Regions from separate parts of the Homo sapiens genome. Here regions 1 and 2 are each linked to region 3. A link is a loop called in an ENCODE intact Hi-C map of the cell type or tissue named here. Cell type or tissue: PC-3. All regions are shown on one strand.

Region 1 (8,000 bases), 64 kb before region 3:
ACTTGATAAAACCACACACACCTCAATATAAGGAAAATATATTAACATGCAATGCATTAACAGATTGTACTGTTCAGTCAAATTATATCATTTGAGATTCATGAGCCTGTTTTTAGATTCTATATGAATCTAGGGGGGAAACAAACATACCTTAAACCAAGTTATATACTTACATTCATCTTTTTGTTTTACGTGATGTATTCTTTATACTATTCTGTCCATTATAGTCCTTGTGTTTACCTTATAGAAGTGGTATTTCCTTGTATCTGCACATGCTTATAATTATCCCATATAATTTTTGAATGAGTTTCAAATAAATTCAAAGCTGAGTTTAAAATGCATTTTATTTTTATTTTTTTTAGAACAAGTAACATAATTATATATTATTGCCTTTATCCATATCTACCATCCTCACCAATTAAGACGAATTTTAAAATATTATACATTAATACTTAATATCTTTAGCATAAATGTGTATTGCATTGATTATAAAGCCTATTTGTTAGCTGATATCTGGTTAAAATTGATGATTTTTCTATTCTAAAACTCTTGTGTAGGAGTCAATATTCTATTTTTTAGCAAAAATAAATTATAATTCTACACTACCTGATCACTGTTTCCCAGTTCAGAATTAAATGCACTAGGGGACAGTTTAACTTTCATTTGTTATATCAATCAAATTTTATAATCCATTTCATTTGGTTGCCTGAATGCCATTCTGTGGCCAGCCATGAATTAGCTTCCCCTGAGTATAAATATGATTGCCCAGTTTGATGTTCAAAGTGTCTGGATGAGCACATTTTCGGGTCCCTTGGATTGTCCATTCTCATGCCCAAGGAGGTACACGGCAGGTTAGGAGGGCACTGTCATAGTTAAACTGTTTGATCCCTGCTGCTGCTTCCCCAAGATAGAGAAATAAAAGATGCCTGTGGCTCCCCTATTATTCCATTTTTTCTTATTTTAAACGTGATGGCTCAACCTTTCACACAAGCAGCAGGGAACTTTGAACTTTTCAGAATTCATTTAAAAATATTCAGCTCAGTATTTGTTAATGATATAAAATTACATCACCACAGAATTTACCATGAACCTGGGAAATATGTAAAAATTTACAAGACTAAAAGAATGTTTTCCTTTCAAATCTGAGAATACAGTTTCAAGGAAAAAATCTCTCAAATAAGATTTCAAGATATTACAGTAGGAACTGGAGAAAGCTTATGTCAAAACCCAATTCTTATGGGAGGAGGTCAAACTCCAGAGTAAAGGAAAAATCTGACACATTTTTCTGTGATTAGGTCATATGAGAATGCTTGAGGTGAGAGAGGAAAGCTACATGGAGTGTTACATCTTTGCTATTAATGAATTTTTGCCCCATTTATATATACAGTACATATATTTCATAATAATCACATGGGAGTGAGGCGTTTTCCAACATCCCACATTCATCATAATTAAACATTTCAGAAGGTGGACTGAGGAGCCAAAGAATGTAAGCAACAAGATCATAAAGACTTCTTATTACAACGCACCAAGTGCAAACAGGGCTCCTGAAATAATGAAAGGAAACGAAAGAAGATAAGGCTTAGGGTAACAACCCTAAAGTGGATTATTGTTTCTTGGAAGAGAGGTTCACATCTAATTAGCATAGCTACATTTTATAACTCATATTGTATAAGACATAACATATAAAACACAACAAAATGAATAAACAAAAAAGTTAAGCTGAAGAGATTCTCAACTACTAATCCATATGATTATAATCTAGTTTGTTACATTAAATTTTATTGTCCCATACGTAAAATTACAGCCTCAGAATTGTGCACCCCAAAAAGATGCTATAATTATTTAAAGGATCTTAAAATTCTAAACACAGGTGGTAATTCCATGAATATGCTCTTAAACTTTTGAAAATAACTAACTCCCAAGGGTTTTTTTTTAATGGACAAAGAATAATTAAAGAATAATAATAAATTTCACCAGCAGTTATTATCCGTCTTCAAAAAGAAATCCTTCCTAGACTTTGACTACCTAGATCTGAAGAGATGCAAATATTAGGCGTGTTATCATTCCACTCTCCTGCCACCAAGCCATACATTGATAATCAATAAGGAGACTCTTGCAGCTAACCTCAGGCTTAGCTAGAAACATCGATATTAGCGCCAGAAGCAGCCACTGCCAATCGATAAGATTTGGCAGGTGATTTGAAACATATTTTCCATTGCTGACTTAAAGCATGTATTCTTTGGAACACTCAATTTGGCATTTGCTCATATATGTTCGGTATTATTCTGCAGGGGTGTGTGTGTGTGTGTGTGTGTGTGTGTGTATGTGTGTATGAGAGGAATAGAGACAGAGAAAGTTTCATGTGTCTAATTTCATTATAAATTCTACCAGGGCAGAGACCATGATTCCACTTCTTCTATATCCCCCTAAGTGCCCAGCACTGTGCCTGGCTCATATTTGTTAATCAATAAATATTTGTTGACTTAAACAAATAGGTCTAACCATAAGTTTCTTGCCATATTTGTCCCTACTCGCTTGTTTGATTAAAGCAACATATTATGACCTGACTGATATAAAAATGAAAACCTATGACACCAAAGGTAACTGGAGGGGTCTCTTGAGTATAGAAACACTGGTCCACAATCTCCCATCTGCAACTGTGAAAACAAAAAGCTATGAAAGGCTTTTCATAACTCATGTGGCAGCAAAACCAGACCTGAACTAATTTCAAGAAGATTATTTAGAATCTTTATTTATCCCACTCAATGTGAATATTCATACACTGCGATGCAGAAACATGAATGTGTTTGATTATAGGGTGCTGCCCCAGACCCAGCTGGAGATATTGCATAATCTGCGGTATATGCACCATAGTACCTTTCTAAAAGAAAATTTCTAAACACGTCTCCGTCTCAGGGATTTTGGGTAGTGAATTGTAGACTACATGTGTGTGCTTCCTGCAACCCAGTCCCTGACCTATTGCACAAATGAGCTACATCACTTAGTCTGATTCAATAATTTCTAAAGAAGAGACATTTGAACTTAAAGTATAATACAAAAAAGAAGAGACTTTTGAAAGAGACAATGCTAAACAAATCAACTTATATGCCATATCAGATCATTTCATTTTACATTTCATATCAACATCTCATATTGTTGAGATGTTGAATATGGGTTGTGGATCGCTTTTGGGATTATGTTTCCCATTTGGGAACACGTTTTCCATTCTTTCTACTAAAAGGCATTTCAGTCTATGAATGGCTACTATGTAGAGGAATTTCATAGTTTCTCTACTGGATTTTCAGAATAAATCACATGTTAAATGCTGATTAAATCATATCAGGATTTCAATTGACCCCTAATGTTTCTAAACATATATAGCAATGCACTGTACCACAATAGCGTCCCTCGTTAGTGTTCCCTTGATGACCTAACTTCATTTTAATATATAATATGAAAAAATACATTCTCTTGAATTATTTTTAATATTATAATGTTAAAGGAAACTTATTTGATCACTATAAAAATGCGAGAAGAAAAAGAATCAAAAATATAATTTTCAGTTTTTAAGAATCAGAAATTGTATACAAATAACATACAAAGGCATTTAACAGGGTCTTTTTAAGCTCGCAGCATTATTCACTCAGCCCTTGTCAAGTGCTTTCCTTTTTGCATGAGTTTGCCACCTCCCAGCAATGCAGTTTACTGTTGCATGTGATGGGGAAGAGACCTGTTTGTACTGTCACAATGGCCAATAAACCTGAGCTGGAGACTCTTCATTTTAAACCTAAAATAAATAACTAGATTTCATTTAAACCTCCCTGTGTGAACCACCACAATCTTCCTAGTCTTCACTAGCGGCTTTTAATGCCCAACTACTTAGGAATCACAAGAGTGTCGGAGTGTTTAGTGACTCTGATCCTCCCATCAGTAAACTGATCTGGTGATAAAATGGAAAGGGCCTTGTACTATTTGCATTTTTACTCAGTTTAGTCACAGATCACAAAATAAATTAGTAAATTGAGCAACAAGGCTTCCCATTTGCAAAACCCCAACGTTCAAAGTAATCATCTATGCTTAAATTCACAAATCCTTAAAAATGTAATAATTTCCCTGTCAACTAACAAAAATAACAGTGCTACAGCATTCATTTAGAACTCCCTGTATGCTAAAGGCCATGGCTGTGTTTGAATTTGGAATTTTAATATTTAATAAATGAATGGATTTTATAGGTAAATTTTCCTGACACCTTCGCCTCCTTCAAATATTTAGGACACATGATAAAGATGGGGGAGAAATTGAGGGGAGGTATCCGATAATTCAGCAGATTGACTAGTGCTCAAGTACACTCAAAGTTCAATAGACACTGGAATAATGTCACATTTAAGGTCTCTCAAGGCATGAGAGAGTTTAGCTTAGCTACTTGAGCCAACGTGATAGCCCAAGCAGGCTTGCCCCCTCATCACTGTCACTCAAGACAAAAACTGCAATGCTTAGAGATGGCAAGCTCATACCAAATGCTACAAAAATTTTCAAACTCAAAATATTATTGCTCTGTAATAGAGGCTGGAGTGACTCACAAAGACACTAACATTCTCAGTTTAGAGTAGAAAACTTGATCAAGGACTTCGGAGGAAAGCCTATCTTATTGGGAATATGCAATAGTTTTTCTGTCTGCACAGTGCTCCAGGCGAGGTCTCATCTCACAGTGGCCTTAAGGAGAAATAAAGGAGATGAGTCACCACCACTGGGATTTTAACTGGCACCCTGGGAAACAGGTTTGCAAATGCTGAAACCAAAGCTCCAGAACTTCATTTCTTTCTTAAAAAAAAAAAAAAAAAAAAGACTGGCGGGTTGGGGTGGGGGTGGTGGGGCTCTCGAGTGGAATCAAATCCAGGCTGTTGTGGTAAGAAAGCCCATGACAAACCTTTGGCCCACCTAAGATGAGTTAATTATAATATACAGTAGTAAAAAGTACAAAAGCCCTGGGTTTGCCCCAGGCTATGCAATATCTTTATCAACATCACTGCAGCATGAAATGCACAACTTTGAGTCTGTAATAATGGTATCAGGTAGCCAATTAAATGTAATGGGAAGAGGAAGCTAAACAAAACATAGAGGGCAGGGAGGAGAAAAGCTAATACCCAAACTACTTCAAAATATCCAAGTTATTCTGTTTCAACCAAATCACTGAACACTAGAAGCAGGTCAACACTGAACTTCATCTACTGAAATTCAAACATCAGACCAAACTATTTTTATTGTACTTAATTTCTACCAATAGTTGTGAAACAGCAAACATGCTATAGGGAACATGGTACATGATCTAATAAATATAATACAGTGGCTGCAATAAGCACAAGTGAGACTAACTAGCTCATGGTTTTACTGGTAACTAGTTTGTTTTTAATAACCACAAGTTTAAAATATAACTTAGTGTTGATTTTTTTAAAGCTCTCAAAGGTAAATATAAGTAAATAAACAAATAAATGAACAGATAATAAATCATAGCAACAATATAACTCTAGGAGAGAAAAACTTGTCTAGTGAGATATTTTATGTGTCATAAAAACAAAGATGAAAAGTACTATTACTTGAGGTTGAAACACATTGTTTCTGAAAATATAATGTGACTCCACGTGACCTCTACTACCGTGTGCAAACAAGAAAAAACAAAGCAAAAACAAAAAATTCCTATCTGATTCATCATAACACATTCCTTCCTGATGCTAATCTCATCTCTTCACTGTGCTACTCCGCAATAATAGTGGTCATCTAAGTCCTGTTAATCCTTTTAGCAAGCACTAATAATTATGCATTAGTACAAATAACATTGAAGCCTTTTTTCAAATAATTACATATATAATGAATGTATCTTTTAAAAGTTGTTTACAGCTAATTAACCAATGAATAATTGTTTTCTCTTCCTGAACAGGGAAAGCTTATCTTAGAGTCACAGTTAAAAATGCTTTTTTTCCAGTTTTACAGATGTTGTTAGCAATTAAAACTGTTAAAACACTATTAAAAAGAACTCCTTGTATTAAAGGGCTTACTCATCCCAGTTGTTGTGGTTTCTCAACTACTGCATCTTTTAAAATCATTTCCAGTTTGAAAGGGCACTGGTGGCTCCAAACCCAACAGACCTCTTTGTAAATAGTTCAGATCCTTCAGTATCACAACACAGTTTGCTTGTTGCTATATGACTAGTTTAATTGTGGGCTGTAATAAAGGTCATAATTAATATCCCAACACAGACACTAACAAACAATTTTAAATTGCCAGCATAATCAAATGATGCAAACATCTATGAGCTACAAAAGTTCATTGCCGCAACTGACAATTTCTTAATTGTATTCAGTCATTCATGGAAATTTTATTAACATCGAACTGATGTATCCTGCCCTTACTCTGTCACAACACCAGGGATCTAATTTCATTATTTTCCACAAGATTTGCTTGACTACTGCCATGATTCTAATATTGCTTTAGTCCAGATGTTTATGCTATTTAAATTAGGAAGAAAAGCCTTTTGGGTAAACACAATTAAAGAAGTTTTTTTTCAAATTTAGTTTAACAAACTTCTTTTAATTAATGCATATAGCTGCAATGTTGAGGCTTTTTCACTGATTTTATGTTCATTTCCTACTGTGTGCAACATATATTGAGTGTACAGCTACAGCTAAATATAACCAACCACCTTTTAATTTTTCACTTACTTCTGAGTGCTCATTAAGGTGAAAAATAGAAGCACATGACTGCACTTTTAACTTTAATCAATCTCAGGTGTGTGTGTGTGTGAATGTGCATATGTGTGTGTCTGTATGCACAAGTTGCATCCATGGAGACATACAGGTCACAAATACACAGAAATACCTATATATAAAACTCTAGATAAATCTATCTGATATTTGGTCACCTTAAAAATTCCCCTTTTTATTCATTTTTTTTTTTGCAAAATAATCCCATAGTAATAAGTGTATTTAGCAACTCCCAGTAGTCTAAAATCGAATGATGTTTTCAATGCATTGAGAAGTCTTAGGAAAAAAACAGTAACAAAAAACAAAAAACTCTGTTAATGGATTACTGATGCAATTTGTTTTCATGAGAGGAGCTTCTGCCATCTCATAGGAGCTTAGTTCTAATAAATAAATAAGATCTTTGTTCTCTTAGGTAATCATTTTCATTCATTGGCTTCCTTATTTAAGTGATTATAATAGCTCAGAAATACTGGCAGGCTGTTTAATAGTGGAAAGCTAATACATTTACATCACTTTTGAAAAAAGTGTTACGGTCAAAATGCCTATGTGTAGCAAATGGATATTGTACTACTCTTAGAATAACATTATTTATAAACAATATTAAATTATTAAATCGACATCCAAGGAATGTCATCTCCTATTTAATGGTGTATGCAGATGCTACAGAATGTTTCATGAAAGTATCGGCACCTTCAATGTTTATTAAACCAATGAACTAACCAAATTTGGGCAATCTGAATAAACCATAGTGTTTCCATGTAAAACAGAACCTCAGAGATACTTCAAAATCATCTGTAAGAATGTCAGTGACAAGAATTTTAAGCTTACCTTGTTTTAATATCTTATTTCAATTCTGATATCAGCACAATCAATTACACAACTTCAACTAACTGATGAAACTCCCCCAAGTATATCTGAGAAAAACCAATAAAATTTCCTCTAAGATCTAGGCTTGAAATGTCTCAATATTTCACAAGCACAGGGATATTTACAAACAATGGCAACATCTGCTATCACTCTAAAATCATGCCTGCTTCCATTTATCTGGAAGAGGTTAGAATTTTCTCAATCCATAAAATCTTTTCCTCAACAGGAGTTTGGATGGCGCATAATATCACTTTAGTGATGGGTTTCTCTTACTACTATTATTTCCCTGTGACTACATTGATTAGGAATGGCTATTTCTTGGACATCTTATATTACCTAAAAAATCCGCCTGCTAAGAAACTCCCATTGAGT
Region 2 (8,000 bases), 850 kb after region 3:
ACACAACTATTCCAGATCTAGTCATTACTTGACATATATACTGAAGCCTGCAAATTTCACCAAGAAATGTGTGTGCTGTAAAGTGACAAAATAATTTGGATTGAAGGACTATAGTTTGCAAATAACTTTTCACAATTTCTTGATATTACTGATACCATAACAAAATCACTGTGATTTTAAAAAGTATTGTTAGTATGCAATAAAATTTCCTAAAATAATTTATTTTGAACAAAAAACGATTTTGGAGGTCCTATTCTATACCTGTTAATTTTTTTAAAACTATAGGGATATATAAGAAGCAAACTTTTGTGAGTCTGTGCCCACGAATAATATGCAGTCTTCGTAAACTGTAAACTAAAATATATGAAATGACTAGAAAACTGCTTGGAATGCCTAGCTACATGACATTACATTGCAGAGCTTGAGAGAAGAGGGGGATCAAGGTGGATTAGTGACATCTCAAAATACATCATGGAGCTACATCTAAAATTATAATCATATGATACTGTAATTAATTGTGGGAATAGTGCCTTTTAGAATAGCACACACACTTAGAACCAGCAGACGAAACTATTTCCAGTGTCATAAACAGTATACTTTCTCTACAAATATTTCTAATTAGGAGAGTAGGACATTTCCTTTAGATTTCTTTTAGTCTACAGGTAAGCAATTTATGTCTTCTGAAATGGACTGATTTTATTTTGCTCAGGGAACTGCTACGGGAGCAATCTCTTAGGTTTTACAAATCACAGAACTTTACATAAAACACTTTAGTCTTTTCTTTTAAACTCATATTTAATGAGATGTGAATTAAAAAGTCTATTTTTGATTAAATCACTACATTTGAGACTCTCTCTCCCCACCAAAAAGGGAAGGGCAGGGTAAGGGATGTTTGTGCCATAATCAATTACGGAGTTCATTATTTTAAAAATATATCTAAAATATTTCATAAAAATTTAAAGAATAATTTTAATATTTATATTTGAATTAGCTTGAAATATATATAATATATATATGCACATTCAAAAGAAGGGACAGATATATCATTAATGATATTTCTCAAATTATATGATTATATGGATGAAATAAAATTAAGGAAGATCATTAATGACCTCTACTTAAAAAAAAAAAAGTAAATGACTGAAAAGTATGCATTTGTTTTCATTTAGGAGGGTACAAGTATATCATGATCCATCATGGAATAGCTAGATGATACATTCTCTCTGTCATTTTTCACAATTCATGAATTGAGCATTAAAGACAAAATATATGGTATATATAATATGGAACAAATAATTTTGCCATATTAGGAGGTGAATTTAGGGGGTTTCTTTAGTTTAGAGTAGCCCTCTCCCCAAAAAGAGAAACTACCACCAAGAAATTTCTAGAATTCAGTCTTCTAAACTGGTATGGTGGATGGAAATATTTTTGTTTCTGGAAAAAATGCATAAGGTGCTATTTCTCCTGGCAAAAATATGAAAACATGAACTGCACGATTTTTTCCCAGCAAGCGACTGATCTCCACATACATCTATCATTATTCAGCTTCAAACTAAAAAGTCTTATTCTGAATACCAATTCCTATAAACTATGTAGCTCTCAATTACGGAATCTGAAACTGCTGGTTCCATGATGATAAAGGAACATGCTGTTTGAAAGACCACAATTTGACTGCAAGTAATCAATATACTATTTGGAAAGAAACCTAGATGTGCAGTTTTATTTAGAAATGCTGAGAGCACTGCACTGAAGCCTTCTCCACAAGTCTGGCAATGTCAGGTGGCTCTTTGTCAGTCTTCTTTATGCCTGTTCATTTTCAGAGGCAGCAGAACATTTTCTCGTTCACTGCCATTAATAGAAGATACCTCTTCTGTAATTTTCAGGGAAGAGGACAATCATTTGTAGCTAAATATATTTTCACTTTTCTTTTATTTTTCGTGAAGCTTCTTTACATTGTATGCCCTGAAATGGAGAGAGTAAAATGAAGAATTTGAACTTCTAGGCCAGAAACATGCAAATGCTTTGGATGAAACTAACATTTGTCAATTTGAGTTTTACAAAATTGGTGTAGCATTTAATTCATTCTTTTAATCAAAGAGAAAATGTCATGTTTACTGAGCACCCAGGTTTGTGGTTGAAACATGATTATGAAATGTGAATCCTTTTAATAGCCCTAGATTGTCCTTCTCTTTATTTTTATATCTGGGAATATGGAAGATCAAAGAGGTTAAGTACTTCAGGTCACACAGGTTAAAACAACCACCAGAGACAGAATTTGAACCTGATTCTCTATCTTCATAAAGCCCATAAAAGGGCCTAGTAACTACTACCAAGGCACCTAAGGTACAGTGCCTAGAATGACCTAAGAATCTATTGTATATTCTATATATGCCCCATTTTCTGAAGCTTGTTAAATTGCCTGAAGGATATTACAATGAGTTTCCTTCATTAGAAATTTCACCAGAATTTTGCCAAAACCACAAAGGCAAGGTGACTTCATGATATATTAGTTAATATAGATTCATATTTGAATGGTTATCTTTTTTTTTTTTTAGATGGAGTTTCACTCTTGTCATCCAGGCTGGAGTACAATGGGTCAATCTTGGCTCACTGCAACTTCTGCCTCCCAGGTTCAAGCGGTTCTCCTGCCTCAGCCTCCCAAGTAGCTGGGACTACAGGCGTCTGCCACCACTCCTGGCTAATTTTTTGTATTTTTAGTAGAGACAGGGTTTCACCATGTTGGCCAGGCTGGTCTCGAACACCTGACCTCAGTTGATCCACCTGCCTCGGCCTCCCAAAGTGCTGGGATTACAGGCGTGAGCCACCGCACCCAGCGAGTGGTTATTTGCTTGTAATGCTTGGCTGATCTGGAAAGAATGCATATTGTGTTGGCTGAAGGGGATAAGATGACAAAAATGGGATAGGGAAAGGGAGCAGCCAGGGAGAATAGAAAAAAGGAAAAGAAGTCTTCCTTGGATGACCTTACAGAGAATTACCCGAACTCCTAAGCCATACGAATGGAGTGAAGGGAATGTTGTATTAAAGAAAAAAAGAAAAAGTTTTATCTGCTTTTCCCTTAATTAAATTAGGGCCATTTGAATAACTACCTGAATAATGGCATCAGGAAGAAAAGAGCAGAAGGCATGAAAGTTTTTTCTGTTTGTTATATTTAGAGAATGTTTTGCAATTCTTTCAGTGTCACGTTAGAAGGCAGCATCATTTGCACAATATGAATTAGCCTCAGAAATTTCTAGGCACATTCACATTTAAAGTAAGATGACTTTATTTTGGTCAGGCTGGTAGAGTCACTGCTTTGTTTTGTGTTTCCTAAACTTTTCCTGACAGCGTGCTAGGTAAGAGTCTTCCCATCCTATTCCCTCTGCTTGTGGGACTTTTATTAAGATGGTGGGACAGCTCAGCCAGGTGCCAGTTTGACGCTGTGTGGCTGTAACTTAATATTCCTCAGTAACTCTGCTTTGGAGTTAGGGGCTATGGGAGGTATTCGTTAATCCTTCACAATTTCTGCCACAGACATTTTTTAACTCTCTTTAGAATGTAAGAGGTATGAGAGGAACTGGTCAGGCCTAAGGCAGCCTGCAGTGTGGTGGGACTCCACCCTTTCCCTTTGCCACGGCTCCATTTACTCCTTTGGAATGTGCCGATAATTCCCACGGAATAGTAATAGGTTTTCAGTGGAATATTTTGTGGAAACGGAACTGTTTTGGTCTGGGGTTCATGTCTTGACGAGGCCAGGAAGACACAGCGGACTGAGGGGCTGAGATGGTCTGTCTCTCGCGGAGTTGGAGTACCCTCTGCTGTTCAAGAGAAGAAGTGCACTTACAGATAGCTCTAGCCAGTGCTTTCTCCAGGTAAAGAAAAACCTCCAAAATGCTTCTTAGAAAACAAGATAGATGCCCTCAGAAGATTGCTGAGCTTCCGGCTTCATGCAATTGTCGGGGTTTTGACTCTTAAGGAAATCCCATTGAGACTGAGTATGCGATGAGACCAGAGCCTATGCGGAGGGTAGTTTTTCTTTAGTCATAAAGTGTGGTATGAGCAATGGTTCTAGAATGATAGGTATTTGGGTTATTTTTCATGTGTTCGAATGCCACCATAAAATATTCTTTTTTTGTGTGTAATCAATCTTTTTATATCTGAGAAACCTGGATATTGTAATTCTAGTTTTGGAGGTTTCTGAATATCTTCTTTTGAAGTGTTTTTACATGTAAAGTCAGCATTGAAAATTGTTCTCGTGGCAAGTAGTTTCTTTCCTTTCTTTCTTTCTTTCTTTCTTTCTTTCTTTCTTTCTTTCTTTCTTTCTTTCTTTCTTTCTTTCCTTCCTTCCTTCCTTCCTTCCTTCTTCCTTCCTTCCTTCCTTCCTTCCTTCCCATTTTTTTGCTTTAGTTTCTAATGTATTTTGTTATTCTCTGCTGTGAGATAGCTTATTTCTATATAGTCCTGTAATTTATAAGCACTTTCACATAATCTCATCATAGCAGCTCTGCGATGCAAACTACATAGTTCCCACTTTATAGACAGAGAATCAAGGCCAAGACCGTGTCCAGAAATGCAGGTGGCCTCAGAAGTGAGCACTGTGTCAGATTTTCTAAGACAGGAGTAATAGTGGTTAATTCTTTAGTGACTACAATTTGTCAGCATTATACTAAACATTTTTAAGCATTACACATTTATTCTTCATGTCAAGTCACAGGTAGGTATTATTCTAACTGTCACTTCATAGATATGCAAATAATAATCTTTAAAGGTTAGTAATAGTCAAATAGCCGGTAAGTGAAAAAACTGGGTTTTAAATGTGGTGCATCTGACTCTGGAGGCTCCAATGTGTGGCCAACTTTTGACATATGGAGAAAAAGACATAAACCTTGACCTCAAGCACTTTAGTATTTTTAAATTGTGGTAAAATATACATAACTTAAAATTTACAATTTTAGCAATTTTTAAGTGTAAAGTTTAGAGGCATTACACACATTGACATTGTTGTGCAAGAATCACCAACATCCATGTCCAAAAATCTTTCATCTTTCCAAGCTGAAACTCTGTACCCATTAAAAAATAACACCCATTCTCCTCTCCCTCCAGCCCTGGCAACTACCGTTGTATTGTCTGTTTCTATGAATTTGACTACTTTAGGTACCTTATATAAGTGGAACCATACAATATTTGTCTTTTTGTGTCTGGATTATTTCATTTAGCATAATGTCTTCAAGGCTCATCCTTATAGCATGTGTCAGAATGTCATTCTTTTTAAGGGTGTATAATACTCCATTGTATCTATATAACACATTTATTTATTCACTGATCCATGGATGTTGGGATGTTTCCAGATTTTCAGTATGATGAATAGTGTTGCTGTGAACACTGATGCACAAATATCTGTTTGCTTCCCTGATTTTAGTTCTTTTGCGTACATACCCAGAAATGAAATAGCTGGATCATATGGTAATTCCATGCTTAGTTTTTTAAACATAGAACTGCCATACTGTTTTCTGTGGTAGTTACAGCATTTCATACTCCCACAAGCAATGCTTAAGGGCAGTAATTTCTCCACATCCTTGCCACTTATTATTTTCTAATTTTTTAAAAAAATAGTCATCTTAATGAATGTGAAGGGATAGCTTACTGTGCTTTTGATGTACATTTCCCTAATGGTTAGTGATATTAAACATCTTTTTATGTTCTTAGTGGCCAACTATATATCTTCTTGTGAGAAAAGTCTATTCAAGTCCTTTAACTGTTTTTAAATTGGGTTGTTGTTGAGTTCTATGAGTTGTTCATATATTCTGGATATTGAACCCTTATTAGAATATGATTTGCAAATATTTTATTCCATATGTTGCCTTTTATACTCTGTTGATAGTAGCTATAGAAAGATAGATGTTGTTAGATGTGCAGAATTTTTAGATTTTGATGAAGTGCAATTTATCTCTGTTTGCTTTTGCTGCCTTTTGGTATCATATCCAAGATCTTTGCCAAATCCAGTGTCATGAAGTTTTTATCTTATGTTTTCTTTTAACAGTTTTATAGTTTTAACTGTTACATCTCTTTACATGTCTTTAATCCATTTTGAATTAATTTTGTATATGGAGTAAGGTACGGGTCCAACCTCATTCTTTTGCATGTGAATATCCAGTTTTCTTAACATCATTTGTCAAAAACAACTATACTTTTCTGATTGAATATCTAGCATTCTTGTCAAAGTCATTTGGTTATATATGCAAGAGTTTATTTCTGGGCTTTCTATACTATTCCATTGATCTATATGTCTGTCTTTTCCTATTACACAGAAATTTTGCTCTTATATAGTGCCAGTTTTTACCAAAATTTGTTCTGATTAGAGTTTTTTCTTGAAGCTCAAACATTCTGTCAGTAATGTAATTAATGAAAAAGAAAAATCAATCTAGTTTTTCCTTGTATTTATGTGTTATGCATATAGGTGATAAACCGAATAACTTAAAGTTTTAATTTACAAATACATAAATTGGTTTGATGTGATATGGAAACAACTGTATTTCTGAAAGTTGTTTTAACCTGTGTATAGAAGGCTAAAATTTTCATCTATTCATTGCATTCATTAGGTCTAACAGCTGAATTCCTCCTAGTCAAGTGGATTTGGGTAATGTAGTTTGTCCTATTTGTTTACCTACTGCTGTAGCTTGGATGTTTGATCCCTCCAAACCTCATGTTGAAATTTGATCCCGTTTTGGAGGCTGGACCTAATGTAAGGTGTTTGGGTGATGGTGGTGGAACCCTCCAGCATAGATTAATGCCTTCCCTCGGGGGTGAGTGACTTCTCACTCTATTAGTTCCTGTGAGAGCTGGTTAAAAAGAACCTGGCACTTCCCCTGCCACTTTCTCTCTTGCTCTGTGGTTTCTGTAGGCACTAGTTTCTTCTTCCAATATAGTGGAAGTAGACTTAGACCCTCACCAGAAGCTGAGCAGACGCTGGCACCATACTTTTTATACAGTCTACAGAACCATAAGCCAATAAACCTCTTTTATCAGTTGACCAGCCTCAGTTATGCCTTTAGAATGACACCAAGTGGACTAAGACACCTATTCATCTAGGTAATAGCCATGGGACAGGTTTACAAAAATAAATTTTTAATACTTAGAAAAATACTTGAAAAGAATAATACCAAAAGTAGACCAATTTTACTTATGACTATAGATGCACAAATATTAAACATAGTATTATCAAATTCTGATTTTTAAAATGAAAACTATACCAAATAAGGTTTAATCTAGAAATTTAAGATTGCAATCTATAACCCTTTTTCATCACACTACATGATCATAAGAAAAAGACTGTGAAAACTTTCTGATAGATGATTTAAAGGCATTTATAAATGTAACATATAGTCATGATTCAAAAATTAAAAAAAAAATAAAAAACAACTTTCAATGCGCTAGAGATGGGGACCCACATTCCAAAAAAGAATATGTGTTTAAAAGCAACCGCCAATGTCTACTGAGTAGAAAAGGCAGAAGGGTATCTCTCATTACTGTCATTATGCATCACAAAGAGAAAATTCTAATCAATACATAATATCAAAATTAATACTAAGTATATTTAAATAAAAGTAAATAACCATAGCATCTGTAAGTAATAATTTTGTTGACTTGGAAACTGAAAGATAATCAACTTACAAACTATTCAAAAATAATATTGAATTAAGGAACATGGCTAGTCATGAATTTAATGTAAAGAATATAAACATATTCTGTAAATACTGAATACTTACTAGGAATGGATAAACATTTTGGTCACAATAGTAATTTCTATTTTCATCCCTTTCTCACTGATTCTTTCACAAACATTAATTTCTTTTTGTATTTACTATTCTATTCTATCATATGACTATATATTTTGGACCAGAACGACACTGCCTTAATTATAACTTTATCATACGTCTTGATATTTGGCAGGTAAAAGTCCCTATTCCCGCATTCACACCACTAAACTAAAGATTTTTTCTGGT
Region 3 (8,000 bases):
GTGACAGACTATGACAGATGACATATTTACTTTTCGTGGGAGCTAAACGAATACCTCAGATAAAATGTGAACTAAAAACACAGCAAATTTGGAATTAATTAATCCATTGACAACATTTTTTTTGAAAAACACTTTCTCTTATAAAGAAAAATAGATCTGTAAAGCCGAACAGTTAGTTAAAATTGTAACATTTAATACATTATTGGAGCTTAGTAACAAGTTGGGAATTTCACCTTTCTTCAGAAATTGAAGATGCTCTAATCAGAATTAGCCAGGTGTACACAGAGGTCAAACATCATGCTAAAGTTTCACTAAATAGCTTCTATCTGGCCTCTGATCACAAATGCTTCAGATCCCAGGCTTTGACATCTCAATGACTTCAGTATTATGGCTAGGCAGCTGCCACTTACTTCATTTTCAATGTATCCAGCTTTTGCATGCCTCGACTAGGGGCCTTTTGGCAAAATGTTTAATCAAGTCATCATCTAGCATTTTTGTCTTCCTTATCATGGCCTTCGTTTCCTTAAGAAATAGAAAATTCAAATATGACTGTAGAAACTGAGTGGAAAATGAGAATGTAAGTGTACACATGCTTGAAGACATCACGGTGAACTAATGACTAATTACTGTGCAATTGAATACTAATGGAGAGATTCATGAAATCAACATGAACAGGAAATGAACTCAATATGACCAATGGTTCTACAATTAAAATCAAATAAATGCGTAGTAATAGAAAGAACTTAAAAGATATTACTACAACCAGATAATTATTCTTCAGGTTACACTATACTAAAAAATAAACACAATGCTAGGTAGAGGTATCTAGCTTGATATCTTTTGAAAAGTTAATGTGCATCTGAAATGTGAATTATAGTATTGTAATTATCTTCAAATTAAAGTACATAAAACTAGTTCAATAGCAAGTCACTTATTAAAGCAAATCAGATCAACATGAATTTCAGGAAGGAAACTTGAGAGGTTACTTTCTAGGACCGTTTAATTAATTAATTGTCGCTCTGAATATTTAACTCTTTGAGTCTTAGCAGTCCAGTCAGAAAATTTTCAATAGAAAGCAAGTTTAGGGATTGAGAAGAAACACCAAACAAACAGACACATTTTAAAAGCATTAACCTTTAATGCATAAAGAGCTAGTAGCAATGTATAAGGATTGATTAATAAATTTTACAACCACTTTTTTAAAAAATTGCACGTACGTTTCCTTTAGTTCTATTTCATTTACTTTCTTTTCCACAACCCAATGGGCTGAGTAAGGCAGATTGAAATAAACTGCAATATTTTCTCTTGAAATATCTACTCACTTATCAGCTGTGGATCTAATCAAGGACCTAATAAGTCCATAATGGTACATTTGCTTCCCAGGAGAAACCACTGTTTCTCGTCATTCCAGAAAACACCCCCTTGCAAGGTGCAACCAAGAGCCACAGATTCACTGTAACAGTCTAATAATTTGATTGGGAGCCCTAAGGCAGGGATAACTTAAATTACAATTAGAGAGCCCTCACACTGGTGCTAACATCTGTGTACTGAACCACTGTATACTGATTAAAGGTTTTTAAAAGAGAACTAAGTACTTTCCACATTAGAGATGAGTCTAATTCTAATGTCCCTCGTCCTTGGTATGTAATACTTCAACATTCCCTGCTGAGCTTCCTGCTTGTGAGTCCAAAGTATGCACATCCTGGATAATAACTGTCTTGGAAATGTCCAATAAATTGCTCAGGTGTAAATGGGTGGAAGGGCAGAGCCCTGGGAAGAGAAAGAAAGCACTGTTCATTTCATCACTCTTCCTGTGCCTATTTTCCCCGAGTTTGTAGCTGCATAGTTGAGGTGTTTTTGTTTTTGTTTTTCCATTAAAAGAGTGATTCGGCCGGGCGCGGTGGCTCACGCCTGTAATCCCAGCACTTTGGGAGGCCGAGACGGGCGGATCACGAGGTCAGGAGATCGAGACCATCCTGGCTAACACGGTGAAACCCCGTCTCTACTAAAAAAATACAAAAATTTAGCCGGGCATGGTGGCGCGCGCCTGTAGTTCCAGCTACACGGGAGGCTGAGGCAGGAGAATGGCGTGAACCCGGGAGGCGGAGCTTGCAGTGAGTCGAGATCGCGCCACTGCACTCCAGCCTGGGCGACAGAGCGAAACTCCGTCTCAAAAAAAAAAAAAAAAAAAAAAAAAAAGAGTGATTCTAAGTAGAGGGTCAGAACTCAGAGAAATTGCCATGGGGGCACCAATTAATGAAAGTTAAAATGAACGAGGACACACACACTGCATCCCTCAGTGTCCTCCCTGCCTTGTTATTAAATGAATCGTGCATGCAAGGAGAACAGAGTTAGAAGAAAGCAAAGCCAGGAGCTCTCCCCCCATGCCCTAACCACTTCTTTCCTTCCCCCTCCACTCATTAGGGCCTTTTTCAAGCACATGGCTGCTGCAGATGTCCCTGAGAGAACATTTTGTTTCCCCCCTGCATCCAGGCTCAAACACCTGGGCTCTGACATGACGTCCAGTGGAGGCTATTTTCTTTCTCCTTTTTTAAACTTTCCTTTTATTTGGTTTGCATACAAGGCTAATAATGAGGTTTAAAAAACTATACACAATCAGTATACAATTACACTCATCGGGAGCCTGACATGTAATTTCTGATAAACCCATATAACTATGAACAGCAAAAGGAACCACAGAGCGCACACAATGTGTGGGGTCATCAGAACACAATGCCAACACAATCTCTGCGTCATGTCTTGTTGCATAGTATTAATCAGTGCAAACATTGTTTGGGAAATGAGAGGGGAGAGAAAGAGCAGTTTCCCAGCTGCTAGTGCTTTGCCATCAAATCTGATAGTCAGTTCCATGGAATATAAGAAACTTCAGTAATAAAGCTTAGGACCAAATAATGACTCTTGAAGACAGACTACTTAAATTATTCAAAATGAAATCAAATAATAACTCCTTATATATAATCCCAACTCTCCTGATAATTTCACATCAGACATTTCTTTAGCAACTTGTGTATTTTCATAAATTTAGAAAACGTATTTGCATCTTTAACAGGCCACAATTGGCGGGTACTGAACATCCACATTATCCAAATGATCAGTGTTACTGGTTAGTTAATTGCTACAATTTTGATTTATTTCAAATTTTTTATTTCTATATGTTGAAACATAATTATTTTTCTGTTGATTGTTATAGGTAAAGGACACAATAAGGTTTCATTAAGAAAGAATTATCCAGGACCACAAGATGACAGGCTGGGTCACTAGGGAGCACAATGCAATACTATTGTCAATACTATCGATATGTCTTAGGAAAAGTCAGTCTGGGAAATGCAGAAATGTCACAAGCTTTGTTTTACCTTCATTTTAATAGAGCATAGCATGACCTATATGGGAGGGGTTGACTACTTCAATTAGGTTTATGCTATTTTCAATAGGACTTCCAATCAGTGCATTTAGCTGGAAAGCAATTCCTGGCTTTATTATTACTGTTGTCATCCTTAAAATGCATTCTATTTATTTTTTTAATTTACCAGGAGGGGCAAAGGGAAGATGGGAGCAATAAAGAAAAAGGAGCCAGTAACATGCCCTCAGGGACCAATAGCAAAAGGAGAAGAATCATAGGGGAAGAGAGATAGGAGATGAAAATGAAAGACGTATCTTATTAAACCATCATAATTAAGAAGTAATAGGTATTCATAAAGAGACCCATGCCCAAAGGCCTGAAGATGTCTACAGTAGCAAGGGCCAATGTTTTCTAATAAGTAATAATTAACAAATAATCCACAATAAAAAGCAAATGGGACCCCACAAGAATGAGAAGGCAGAAATCTGCCTTCTTACAATTCCCCCCCGCCCTTCATAGTTTAGTGTGAACAGACCTAAACTGAAACACTAAAGAAAAGGAAAATTGGTGACCTCTTTTCAACAACAAGTAAATTCTGACACACACAGAAGTAAAAAGCATTTGATAACAGAGCACCTCATTCTCATCACCTGTAGCTTAAATACGGGATGGTGCCAGCTCTGAACCCTGAGATTACAAAGGCTGCCAGAGATCCAAGGGAATCGGGGCCTGATGATGAAACTGACCCCACATTATTTATTTCGGCACAAGACAGGAATTAATTGGATGGATTTTCCCTTAGCTCCTGCACTTTTTAAGTTAGCTGGACCTAAGACAAGGCTGAAGGGAAGGAGGAATACATTTGGTCCTTGGACACCCCCTAGTGTCTGTACTAGCACAAAAACCACTCGCAGGTATATCCCTTCCTTTCCTGCTATCCGGAACATGAGGGCCAAGATTGGCTCCTCAAGGCGGAAGTCCCAAGACTGCAGCCTCGACGGAAATCTACTTTCCCCTCAGGTCAGGAGGCCAAGTGTCAGACTCCTAACCCCTTTTGGATACTTTCTAGAATTTCTGTTTGCCAGTAACTTCGTGTCAATGTGTTGTAGTTTGTCTCAAGAAAATGTGAAAAATTATAGGTGGAGCCAGGAGGGGCCTATAATTTGCTTCAAGAAAAGAAAAAACAAAAAACCAGATGAATTTCAGTCAATACACTAGATGCAAAATGAAAAAGGGAAATGGAAGAAAAATCTGTTTCGGAGAATATATGGTAGTTTGTCTTCTATAGATAACTTGTGAGTGTTTGAATAAGCATTGTGATGTATTTATGTTTACCCATGTGATTGGATGTGAATACTGAATAAAGTCTGGGAAGACTGCTTGCCACTTCTCTCAGTCAGCGGTTCTTTGAGCAATATTCCATTTGTGTAATGAAGATATAATTTAAAAGTGGCTTAGAAAAGCTTTAGTGTAAGCGCCTTTGAAAGTTCCCATACAAATTATATGTGACTTCCTTTCCATCTAGGTAAATAAATTGTGTGTGTGCATAGGTGTGTGTCCCAGGATATCTGTGGACTAGGCTTCTGTGTTAAAATATTACTAAAATTATGAAGTATTACAATGAGTTTTATCCACTGTCATCTCAAAAGTATAAATGTCTCAGAATGTCATTACTATGTTTGGCTGTTGTAATTACCCAAATCTGCCCCAATACTGACCACAGTTCTAAGGAAACCATCATATATAGTTTTTTGTAGCATAACGCTTTTGCTCAACTGTTTTCAGGAAGCGGTCCATCATTCTATTAAATTTTGCAGCATATATTATGGCAATATAAACTACTTTTTCTTGCTGCATCTGAGAGGGTTGTACTGGAATTTATGCAAGGTCTGACCTTCACAGAATCATACAACTTTAGAGGCCAAGGGTCCTGAGAGACCACCTAATTCACATTCTTATTTAAGGAATGCATTGTTCAAAGTGATTTCATGACTTCCTCAGAGCCATGTGGCCAAGCTGCCAAAGAAGTTCTGCACCCAGCCCGTTTTGGGTCACTGATGTTTCTAAGCATAAAATTCTTTAAGAGGAGCCTGATAGACATGAATATGTCATCTGTGGCTAGACATGGGAAGCCTGACTGTAATATGGGCACCCTCCAAGTTAGGGACACATCTTCTGAAAGGAGAGGGTGTCCCAGGCAGCTCCTACAGTCCCCGGGAAAAGTGTGACTGTGGACCCAAGGGCTCTTCTGTCGTTGATTTTTCATCCATGACTCATACATGAGGCTTACACTGTAGAAAGAGAGGAAAGAAACTACAGAAGAAATGTCAGAAGCATCTTGCACACACACACCCTCCCCGCCCCGCCCCACCACCACCACCACCGCACCCCAAGTGTGTGAATGAAACTGTTTTGTTCCTTCCTCGGCAGGAAATGCTACTGTTTTAAATACCAAACAAAGATAGTGCTTGCTTCTGGTTACAGCCCACACAAAATAAACTTACTTTTAAAAAGAAATCTTGGCATATGGTAACAAAACCTATATAATTCTCTTGATCTTTAATCTCTATGCCAATGTCTGTTTTACAGATTATGGCCTCAGCCCCTGACAAATCTGCTTAGTGAATTTTTGGCTGACAAATCTGGCAACACAAACGCTGTCTGAAATACATTCAAAAGGCTAAACATTTTCATAATAGCTACTTTACATAGCCTAGTAGGTTTCCCTTTAGGACACTAATTAGTTTTTTTTTAAAGTGACAGTGTTAATTTTTATGATTACACACAGAACTGAGATTTTTATTTAATACACTAGGCCTTTTTTTAATGCTTTTCAAGGGGATCAACCACTTTGCCAACAGACGGGTGTTACAGCAGGGGTGATTATAGTAATTTTTCATGTAATTGGGAGTCACCATTTGGTTGCTATCTTTCACATGCTTGTTGACTCATCATATAATCCTTTATAATGGGGGTTTGTTTTATGTCACAGGAACGTGCCAAGCAGCCGGGAAATAACAAACAGAGGAACCCCCCAGCTGGTGGGGACCACAAGGGTTTTTAACATCTGCCCGGTTCTTTAGACTGCACAAAATTTTTATTTAATAGCAGTGACCAAACACTGAGAGAAGGGTTTTGGAGGATTTGGGAAGAATCTGTGTTTTCTCTCAAGAGAAGATGTCTTTTAAAAACAGACTCTATTACATACTGCAGAGAGCACAGTTTTTAAAAGATAAGAAGGTGTAAGCAGTCATTAGAAATATCAGAGTCCCTTTGCCCCTTCCCCTACAGTCAAGAATTTAAGCCAAAAACAAATGCAGCATGTTGTCCCACGGGTTCACTTATCACAATTTCACTTTTCATCTTATCTTTTGAATCCCATCAGTTAGCATAGTGCTTTAATGGAACAAATATATGACCAGAGGTTGCATGCCAATATTAGATGCTGCACAGAGGTCAAAGCTGGAAATTGAGACTCCTCAGTTCTTAGCCCAGCTCTATCATCTTGGGAGAGTCCTGTGAACATAATTAGGGCTCAAATTCCCTTCACATTAAAAGCAAAGAGGAACACTACTATGATTCCTGAGTTTCCCTAAGAAAAAAGTAAAAATAAATAACAGAGTAAGTCTGAAAATATTTCTTGAGTTAAAACACTAAATACTAGGCCTTACAGTTTGACTTGAGATGATAGTTTCTATTAACACTTTGCCATCTGTGAACCAGTAAGGTTGGCAAAGCCATCTATAATGTACATTCTATCTGACGGAGTGCATATTTCCTTTGGAATTTTCCAAGAGTATTGGAACAAAGTTGCTCATTTTTATGAAAAGTATCTGATGAAAGTCTTGTTATTTGTTTATAACAGGTTCAAAGGAATGACTTATTTCAACTTATTAGGAATTGCTTTTTATTCCATTTAAGACCATGACCACTGACAGCCACGCTGTCTAAAGACAACAGCTGAAGTTAGATCAACTGGATCCAACTCTAGAATATTGACTTGATGAAGAACTTAAATTTGCTTTTTAATTTAATTATCTAAATACTATTTCATAATGGAAGCACAACATTAAATATGTCAGATTTTACTTAGTTCCTAAGATCTGAGATAAAGGTAGTTTGCCTAAATAACCATGTGATACAAACTAGCCATAATATGAATTAACCCTAAGTTATCTTCAACAAATCCTATACAGTTATATGTTATATTTTTAAATAAGTAAACATAAGATACAGTTATAAATAAAACATAAGATACAGTTATAAATAAAAGCCTAAAACACAAACCATTTATTTAACCAAGTTTAACTCTTATGACACCAAAGTGAACGCAAAATGAAATTATCCTATTATACAAATGAGTATGTGTCATGTATTTTCAGACTGCTGCTTAACCATAATTATTTCCAGCATTTAATTTCATATACTCACTGCTTTCAAAGGCCATTGGTAGTATAGATTTCTGATAGAAGCTAGCCAAATAGCAGACCATCAAAGAAGATAGTTGGTAAAATTGAAATCTATGTTTATCTAATAATTCCTTAAGAAACTAAAAATAAAGGCAGAAGCCACGAAACAATTTCCTTTATAGTAATTAAAACTGTAAATAAACAGATAACTTTATACTCTGTAGGAACCC

What was found. A loop is a pair of places that touch in the nucleus more often than their neighbours do. Peaks named below come from ENCODE experiments on the same cell type or tissue, not always from the same donor. Only the 100,000 strongest peaks of a DNase experiment are listed, where the experiment ranks them.
Region 1: it touches region 3 in a loop (5-fold over the local background); 6 of 110 quality-filtered maps call a loop at or near these places.
Region 2: it touches region 3 in a loop (9-fold over the local background); 3 of 110 quality-filtered maps call a loop at or near these places.

The regions. Positions count from the first base shown.
Region 1 is chr2:58,631,889-58,639,888 of GRCh38, reverse strand. All of the region lies in intron 1 of LINC01122 (long intergenic non-protein coding RNA 1122), which reads right to left. Among named protein-coding and RNA genes, the nearest start is that of LINC01122, 120 kb to the right of the region's middle. RefSeq lists an enhancer at 5,350-7,027. In PC-3, no CTCF peak of the experiment used is centred here; DNase peaks (open chromatin) are centred at 4,738 and 5,668; H3K4me3 peaks cover 582 bases; H3K27ac peaks cover 1,963 bases.
Region 2 is chr2:57,716,818-57,724,817 of GRCh38, reverse strand. It overlaps LOC105374697 (a long non-coding RNA gene), which reads right to left and starts at 3,918. Exons shown (of 3, transcript XR_940111.3): 1 at 3,842-3,918; 2 at 1,866-1,962. In PC-3, CTCF peaks have their summits at 3,597 and 3,811 (motif pointing left); a DNase peak (open chromatin) is centred at 3,887; H3K4me3 peaks cover 987 bases.
Region 3 is chr2:58,567,675-58,575,674 of GRCh38, reverse strand. All of the region lies in intron 1 of LINC01122 (long intergenic non-protein coding RNA 1122), which reads right to left. Among named protein-coding and RNA genes, the nearest start is that of LINC01122, 51 kb to the right of the region's middle. RefSeq lists an enhancer at 2,203-3,081. In PC-3, a CTCF peak has its summit at 4,248 (motif pointing left); DNase peaks (open chromatin) are centred at 4,254 and 5,634; H3K27ac peaks cover 257 bases.